2 separate regions of the Mus musculus genome follow, and region 1 is linked to region 2. A link is a contact called in ENCODE POLR2A ChIA-PET data. All regions are on one chromosome and are shown on one strand. Each heading gives the region's core, a stretch centred on a gene start or an enhancer-like site at or near the end of the contact. The rest is flanking DNA. Distances are from core to core; before and after follow the strand shown.

Region 1 (4,745 bases), core at 2,124-4,623, 210 kb after region 2:
AGTCCTGCCCGGAACAGGACCTCACAGCCTCTCTGGCTCCACGGTGAAGACAAAGTTAAGCTTACATGGTGGCAGACACCTACAATCCAGTGCTTCGGGAGTGGGAGTAGAGCATCAGGGTTGCTACATATGGAACTCAAGATCAAACTGGGCTGCACGAGATCCTTGCAAAACAACCAAACCCCACTAGTGTTTGTATGAGTTCCTTTTCTCACTCTGTAACCAAGTTCCAAAAGAAGCCATAATGAGCGGTTTGTTGGAAATCAGTTAGAGGGCACAGTCCATTATGGCGGGGGCCGGGGGTGGGGGGGAAGGAATTTGAGGCTGCCGATCACCCTGCATCTGCATCAGGAAGCAGAGAGAGGGATGCTGGAACTCAGCTTGCTTTCTCCTTTTCACTCAGTGCAGGATCCCAGGCCATGGGAAGGTGCCATCCACACTCAGGACAAGTCTTCTCACCTCAGCTATCCAAACCTAGAACCTCCCTCACAGGCATGCCTAAAGATTTGTTTCCTAGATAGTTCTAGGTCCTATCACTTATTTAACATTCTATATGCATGCAGCCCTGATGTTTATCTTCTTATGAATAAGCAAAGATGTTGGGGATGGGTGATTCACTAGTTGGCAGGTGTTGGACTTTCCCTTGATGCCCTGAGCAAAAGGACTGTCAGGCAGAGAGTCAGACGACCCCACAGCAGCACTTCCATGCAGCAGAGGGCCCTACTAACAGCACAGATCCCACCAGGGTTGTTTAAAATGGTTTTTATCAGACATTTTGCCATTACAGGTCTCACTGAATTCTAGATGATCTTGCAACCACTTTCAATTTGGCCAAATGGACAGCAGCTCCCTGGTAGCCTAGAAGAGGATCTGCTGTAACTATTGCTAAAGATGCAGCGTTATGGCTGTCCAAAACACAATCCTCAGTCATTACGAAGGTTGCCGATAGGCAAGTCTGTGATTGGTCCAAACATCCTTTCTGGGGCGATACAAACAGGCTGTGAAGGCTCACTTAGTGAGGTTGTGGGAAGACTTTCCTGAGCTTTGCCCCAGTGTGGGAGCAGCAGGCCCGAGAAAAGGCTTCTCTCCATTTTCTTTTCTTGCTTTCTGTAGTGTGGGCTGGGCTGGTAACAGAAAGAAGCAGCAGAGACAGCAGAGGTCAGCAGAGGCGGTGGAACTGCAGTGGTGGCGGCAGCAGCTGAGCAGTTGACAAGCCAAAGCTGCAGGGAAGGCAAGCCTGCCAGCTGTCTGACAGCTGAAGCGACAGCTGAGCAGTTCAACAACAGCCTGGGCAGGAAGAAAGATGGCAGACAGAGAGTGATAGCAAGCTGAGACTGAAGAAGGAGAAACGATTACAAAGAGCCAGAGAAGAGAAACTGCAGACCCAAGTCACTGAAGAGTCCAGGGAGCTGCCAATCAAACCTTCAGAGCCAAGGGTCTGAGACCCTGTGTAGAGGAGCAGTGACAACAGCTGGTATCAACAGCTAAGGAATCTCAACTTCCATAGCCCGTACAAGAGCTGTAACACTGGCTGCTGCCAAGACTAGAGGAATCCCTATATGAGGTCCACAAGACCTGTAAACACATGCAGGACCAAGGCTGAAGACGCTTAGGGTCTTTAACACGAGAGGGCAACTGCTTCTATACTAGCAACCACTGCCAATCACCATGAGGAATGGAAGCCACCAAAGACTAGCGCTTGAATCAACTCCAGCTGCCTATTGGTAACATGGAGAGATGATGGCGACCTGGAAACACAGGCAGATCCAAGGCTCCAGTATGGAGTCCATGCATGTTTTCTACAAAGGGCAATGACTGGCTTAGGCTTAAGGCCCTGAGTCACCACAGCCCGAACACTGCCTGGAAGACACCATCCCAGGGTTCACACAGAACTCTATATGCCAAAGCATCACAGTGGGTCTGGCCCATGGGTTGTCATTTGCTGACACAGTTCTAGATTCAGAGATTCACTAAGCGAAGTAATGTGGGAAAAGGATCTCTAGGAAGCACATCACTGTGGCCTTTCAGCACCTGGAGACAGGCACTCTAGATTTCCCCCCACAGAATGCAGACAACTACTGGATAGTGGTGCCATGGCTGTCAATTCTCATCCACCACTCTCATCCTGGAATAGCTACCCTCAGGGGTTCAGGAACTGTTCTCCAGATATGAGGATTCCCCATATACTCCCAATGAGCATCTAGGGGCTACTGAAGAGGCTCACCAAAAACCAACTTGGAAAGACACCGGGTAGCTGAGACAGGCAGCCAGGCCTGGACTTTGGTAGGAGTCAAGGGACAGCTCAGGGACAGGATAGGGAGGGCGGGTCTTCACATGCCTACTAGACAATGCTGAGACTTCACGACTTAGATCCTATAAAGGTGAGCAGCTGAAGACTCAATGCTATAGACGCAGGCCCTGCCCAGACTGGCCAGCAAACACTATTTACAGTCACAGTCAGGTCTGCTGTATAGATAATGAGACCATACAGGCAAACAGCTGGCACTGCAAAGAGGAACCAGAAATAAGGGAAAAACTGGATTCTCAGAACACTGGGACAATCTGTCACTGTGGAGAGGCTGTGCAGAGAGTGGCTTTTTGAATAAAGTCCCACGAACCAGCGAAATCTTTCTAAGAAGTGAGGAGGGAGGGACAAAGCTGAAGCACCCATCTTGAAAATAACTCCAGAAGCTTCTGACTTGACTGGTTGGGGTCCCAGGCACAACGCTCTGTGCAAGTAACTAGCGCAACCTGGATGCCTTCCATGGGACATCCGCCTCTAGGTGACCCCTTCCCTAAGTCTAGATTGTCCTCAGAAAGTCATTTCCAGAATAATCTAATTATGCCTCTTCCCAAGGGTGTCTAGCCAGTATTCCCTAGAAATCTTATCCTGGACATCCTTCCTGGGATTCTGGAGGTCTGCTCCCTCAGCACTCTAACGACCCTACTGCCCCGCCCTGCTGCCCCGCCCAAGCTCACCCATACAGAATGACGTCATAGAGCGTGCGTCCCTGCACATTCAGGAAATGGGCATACGCCGCACGCGCAGAGGGCTGAGCCGCGCCGGTCGGAGGCCCCGAAAGCGGCAGCTCATTGGTCGATAGTCCCAACAGGAAGGGTGCAGCGTCCGGGCCGCGCACGCGCACTAAGGCGCGCCCGTCCAGCCGGAAGCAAGTCCAGGCCACACCGTCCGCGGGGTTGCTGCCAAGAAGGCCAAAGCCACGGGCTAGGCAGTGACTCGCGGTCCCGCTCAGCCGCCAGTGCCAAGCTGGGCTTCTGCGCCCCACAGCCGCGCCCCGAAGCAGCGCCACCGCTGCCATCTTGGGCGCTAAGTGAAGGCGGGCACCACAGCGGCCCCGGGCGGCGGCGGCGGCGGCGGCGGCTGGCGACGCGCGTGCGTGGGGGGGAAAGTGGGCGGGACCTCAGCCAGTGGATGGGTGCGCAAGCCCAGATAAACACCAAGGCTAGAGCCACCCGGTGACCCTTTCCTTAGTTGGCTCCTGGTCAAACCGCTTGTGGTCGTGGTAAATAAGTAAACATGAAATCTGCCATCTTACCTCGGTCCTGGTGTGCAATCCCAGCCAGCCTCTCGGGGGGCAGAGGCAGGAGGATGCGTGTTCAAGACCTGCCTGTGCAACTTAAAATGAATATCCTGTCTCCGAATAAAAAGTTGAAGATAGATAGCTCAGTGGTAGAGCATTTCCTAGCAGGCAGGAAGCCATGGTTCCCATCCCCAGTACTGCCCAGAAAAAAAGGAGGAAAAAAGTTAGGCATTTCCTTGTTCACGGTTAAATACGAACAGTATAAAATGTATTATCTTCACCACTGTTACTTTGTTATTGCTATACTAAACATGACCAAAAGCAACTTGGGAAGAAAAGGGGTTCACTTCATTTGAAAACTCTCAGGTCACACCCACTTACAGAGAGAACTCAGGGCAGGAACTGAAGCAGAAGCCCTGGAAGAGGGCTCTTACCGGCCAGCTTCTGATGGCTTGTCCAGCCTGCTTTTTGATACGACCCAGGAGCACCTGTCCACAGTGAGCTGGGCCCTCTCACATCAGTCATTGATGTGATATAAGCCAAGACCTGTTTAGAGGCCAAGCTTATGGAGGCGTTTTCTGAATCTTCCCAGATATCGCTAGGCTTGTGGCAAGTTGATGAAAGCCAGCCAGCGAGACCACTTTTAGTGCATTTATATCGGCATTGTTCAAACGGCTGCGCAGCCCTCACTATCATCCAACTCCAGAACTTTTTATCTCCCAATCATCCAACTCCAGAACGTTGACTCCTCCCAGAACACACACTCAGCCGCTGGTGCCCACAGTTGGCTTTCTGCCCTTGTGGGTTGGAAGCCTCTGAGAACCAGTGCCTGTCCTCTTGCACCTGGCTCTCTTCATGGAGCACCCATCCTCAGTATAGCACGTATCAGAATTCCCTTCCCTTTTTAAGAATTGTATTTTATAGCTGGGCATGGTGGCACACACCTTTAATCCCAGCACTTGGGAGACAGAGGCAGGTGGATTTCTGAGTTTGAGGCCAGCCTGGTCTACAGAGTGAGTTCCAGGACAGCCAGGGCTATACAGAGAAATCCTGTATCGAAAAAAAATTTTTTTATTACGGTAATGCCTACCTTTCCCTATGTGCTGAGCTGGCAACGGGTACTTGGGAGGTCTCCAATTCTTGGAGCCAGGAAAAGTGTTGCTATGAAAACAACTACACGGATGTCTCTTTGAGTCCCTGTTC
Region 2 (4,536 bases), core at 24-2,523:
GAGTGTGGATTATTCTTTTACTAATGCTTCACAGAAAATTATGCAGCTTTAGGGGAACAACTCTTGCTCAAAACAACGGAACTCTTTCCCACCTCCCATCCCCTAACCACTGAAACTGCTTGCTGGCAGCTCAGGCTAATTACATCCTAGCTCCTGCACACAGGCTTTGCGGTGTGCCGCCCCTCCCCCCGCCCCGTTTCCAGCATACTGCTAGTGCAGGGTTTATTGACATGATATAATGTCAGAATAGTTTTCAGGGGCTAAAGACGCCTCTCTATTCCAGAAAAGGATGGAAAGGGTGCTAAAGGGAACACAGATTCAGAGGCCACCAAGGGGGCCCACATCCAGAATACCACCTCACTGTGACCTCGCCCACCGAAACTTCAGGCTTGGGGAGAGGACTCACGCCCCTTGCCTGCTCCTGCAGCTGTCGTTCACACTCTACGCTTAGGAAGGGCAAAGCAGCCATACCCCCACATTTCTCGCTCAAAAATCGGACTTGGCCGCACCCAGTGTCAGGGAACGCCTCGGGCGCGTGGCAATCGTCAGTGGCCCGCACTGTGTTCAAGACCCTTTTAACGACTGTATGGGTGGCTCTGAAAAGAGCCTTTGAATTGAGGGCACCCTCGCCGCGCCTCACTTGGAGCTGGTGTATTTGGTGACTGCCTTGGTGCCCTCGGACACAGCATGCTTGGCCAGCTCCCCGGGCAGCAGCAGGCGCACGGCTGTCTGCACCTCGCGGGACGTGATGGTCGAGCGCTTGTTGTAATGCGCCAGGCGGGAGGCCTCGCTGGCGATGCGCTCGAAGATGTCATTGACGAACGAGTTCATGATGCCCATGGCCTTAGACGAGATGCCGGTGTCCGGATGCACCTGCTTCAGCACCTTGTACACGTAGATGGAGTAGCTCTCCTTGCGGCCCCGTTTGCGTTTCTTGCCATCCTTTTTCTGCGCCTTGGTGACCGCCTTTTTGGAGCCTTTCTTGGGGGCTGGAGCTGATTTGGATGGATCAGGCATAATGTCTAGTTGTACTACGGAAACGCGGACGCCCCTGTAGCAAGAATATTTGTATGCCTTGCATTCAAATGAAGGATCAGGCATCACTCCCTTTGATTGAATACAATTTTACATTACGTCATCGCGGGGTAAGGCATATGCAAATTAGGAAGGCTCCGCGTTCTTTTCTGATTGGTTCTTGTTGGCATCCAATAGGAAGGTGCAGTCTAGCCTCCCTCCTGATCATATATAAGAGCTTGCTGGCGCTTACGAATTCGTTTTCGCTAGGTTTCTTTTCTGTTTTTGCGTACTTTTGGTTATCAGTGGAAGATGTCTGGTCGTGGCAAGCAGGGCGGCAAAGCTCGTGCAAAAGCGAAGTCTCGTTCTTCCCGTGCCGGCCTGCAGTTTCCAGTGGGCCGTGTGCACCGCCTTCTCCGTAAGGGTAATTATTCGGAGCGGGTCGGCGCTGGTGCCCCGGTGTACCTGGCGGCTGTGCTAGAATATCTGACTGCTGAGATCCTGGAATTGGCTGGTAATGCGGCCCGCGACAATAAGAAGACGCGAATCATCCCGCGCCACCTGCAGTTGGCCATCCGCAACGACGAGGAGCTCAACAAGCTGCTGGGCCGCGTGACCATCGCGCAGGGCGGCGTCCTGCCCAACATCCAGGCCGTGCTACTGCCCAAGAAGACCGAGAGCCACCACAAGGCCAAGGGCAAGTGAGGCCCCTACCGGTCGTTAGTGCGACTTTTACAGACACCAAAGGCTCTTTTCAGAGCCACCCACAACCTCATTAGAAAGCGCTGTACACTGAGCCTGTCGCCAGTTACTGGCCAGGCCAGTTCTCCTGACTCCTTCCGTGCATTCCTGCATCCCTGTGCGGCGCTTGGGGAGCTCAAGGGAGACCAACGGCTTCATCTGCGGGTGGCCTGCGGGCCGTTGGAGGCGTTCGAGTTTCTCCCCACCACTCCGTGTCAGACACAAGGTTGCAGTTAACGTTCGTGTTTGGACATTAAGGGGATACTTAATAATAGAAATTAGTATAAGGTTCTGGTTTAGATGCTAGTGTTTCTATTGAAACTGGGTTAAATTGACATGTTCAAGTCTTCCAGTTAGGACGGGGTTTTCAAAGGTTTCTGAGGGGAGACTTGGTATTTCAAATCTACTTGTTTATATAAATGTTCTGTTACAAGGCGATTTACAACTTTGGAGTTTTGCTGGTTTCCTTTGTGGGGGTGGGGAGCCGGTCTCTAGGCTGCTTCAGCCTGCTTAGTGGTAGGATTACAGATGAGCATGGTGGTCCTGCAGGCCTTTGGAACTGGTTAATCGGATCCACTTAAGTAGCTTAACCTTGGGGAGCAAAGTGATTTGTCAGGTTCTGGTTAAACTAGGTGTGAGAGTACAGCAGTGTCCTTTGTCATAAAGTTTAAAGCAGCATCATACTAAGGACATGCTTTTATAGATGATTGTGACTTCTTTAAGCAGCATGACGAATGGTTGAGTTACAGGTAAATCAGGAGCGTGGTTGGGAAAGGGAGAGGAGGGGGTTAAATGAGTTACCTTTAAATCGTTTTAAATGGCACAGAATTGGGCCTCTTCCCTGTTAACTGCTGTACACTATTTAAAATTTAACAATACAGGCCACGAAGACAGTTATATAATGTTTATTATATAATTTATATAGACTGTACTGAAACTGGATCTGTTCAAGCCTGGGCTCCTCAGACACCGTCTGTAACTACAGAGCTGCTCATAAAATACCAACGTCTTAAAGCCATTTGTCTAAGGATAAGCAATTTTCCTTAACGGTGAGTCTTAACAGAGTGATCAATAGACTGCGTATAGATTATACATCTGCAAATGGGTGGTCTCAGTAAAACAAAGCCAGAGGGTTGGACCTCCAGAGATCTTTATGTTCTTTTAGTTAGAATCTCTAGTTCTAGTTTTAGTTTGTATGTGTTCATAGGTCATTGTAGCTGCTCAAACGCTTGAGTGGAGGTTAAACTTTTTAGGAATTGGGTTATGTTAGCATTTATTTAATGGTGTTATAGAGGCATCGTGGAGGGAGGTGTACTAGGGTAGTTTCTCATCTCTTCTAAGGCTGCTGTCAAATGCACAACCACTACCCAAAAGGAATATTTAATTTCCATTTAGGTAAAATGTAATGTAAAGACGCAGCTCATAAGTTGCCCTGTCATATGTGGCTAGTGAATAACTAGAGAGCACAGATTCTGAGTGTGTCTACAAAATTAAAGGAAGTTCCAATCATAGCAGCTGTGATCTAGGATCTGGTCATCTGGATTATCATTTCCAGATGGGAAGTACCAATGTGAAAAGAGAATGTTCACTGGATTCAAGCACTCCATGATCCATTCCTAGGTATATGCCCAATAAAATAAGAGTACGTGTATAACATAAGCTACACAGGCGGAGGAACAGTTATCAGTCATGAAACCTAAAAGGTAGAGGAAACCCAAATATTCATCAGCTGAGGAACAGCACAAAACTGTCTGTTCTTGTGACGGAGCATTAGTCAGTGAAGGGACTGGACAAGATGACTGAACCTTCATGTCCAGAACGGGCAAAAGATACAGGAGCTGAAGGAGGGGAGAGAGTAAGCATGGACCTTCCAGATGTGGTCCAGGAAGAAGGCTTAAGAAATGCGCTCAGTGTGCTCGCATGAAGACCTGAGCAGATCCAGAACCCATGTAATGCAGGGCCAGGTTAGCACTTTAACTAATTCCAGTGCTGCCAGGGAAGACCGGAAAATCCCTGAAAGCTCGCAGGCCAGCTGCTATGGCATAAACAGCGACTAACAAGAGACCCTGGCAAAAGGTTGGAATTTGAGACCAACACCTGAGATTGTCCTCAGACCTTAATGTATGAGAGCATGAGTGCCTGCACTCACATTCATATATGCAGAGGTGTGCAGTGCACACTCACCACTCACAAGGGGGTCAGGGGCAGGGTGGATGAAGGAAGCCTGGAAGCCCTAAGGACAGAAAGAGGACAAAAATTTGGTCCAGTGTTTCCTTTCTAGAGTAAAACTGACCCACCTCAGGTAAAAGGTGAAACTCCTCGTACCACAGCTGCCATCATGAGAGACCATGTGGAGAGGCAGGAGGGGACCTGATCCTCACTCTGCTGCAGCTCTGAGCAGGCCTTGGCAGATAGCCTTGCCAGGTTCAGCCTGCATGGGTGTTGTGTGGAGGTATGGAGGTCTTTCCCTGGCCCACTGTGTCTCTGAGCACATGCCTGTATTAGAGTCATTTCAGCCACTCTGCATGTGTTCCTGTGCACTGCTGAAGGCAAGAGACAGGGTTCCAGAAGGATGCAGCTTGAGCCAACCTCGGAAATATCTCGGAACAGTGTTTGCAGTGTGTGGGAGCTCTCTGCCTGTCTCCGCAGCATCCCGTGTTCCTCTTCTGGGTGTGGGTCTTTCCTCCAGCCCTGCTTCCCACCTTAGTCTCTGCTCTGTGGGGCTATTTCTTGTGGGCTCACCCACATGTCCAGTAATCTCCCACCTCAACAAAATTCAAA

The links. ChIA-PET counts read pairs that join two places held with the same protein, here RNA polymerase II (POLR2A).
Region 1: POLR2A ChIA-PET joins it to region 2 with 15 read pairs in Patski. The contact joins the promoter of Iba57 here to the promoter of H2aw in region 2. POLR2A ChIA-PET finds 5 or more read pairs at or near these places in 3 of 5 experiments (Patski and embryonic stem cell).

What each region holds. Positions count from the first base shown.
Region 1 is chr11:59,160,372-59,165,116 of GRCm38, forward strand. It overlaps Iba57 (IBA57 homolog, iron-sulfur cluster assembly), which reads right to left and starts at 3,374. Exons shown (of 3, transcript NM_173785.6): 1 at 2,980-3,374. The coding sequence starts at 3,320.
Region 2 is chr11:58,953,412-58,957,947 of GRCm38, forward strand. H2aw (H2A.W histone) reads left to right here and starts at 1,274. Exons shown (of 1, transcript NM_178218.4): 1 at 1,274-1,781. The coding sequence starts at 1,327. The coding sequence ends at 1,719. It also overlaps the pseudogene H2bu1-ps and a transcript of Trim17 not described here.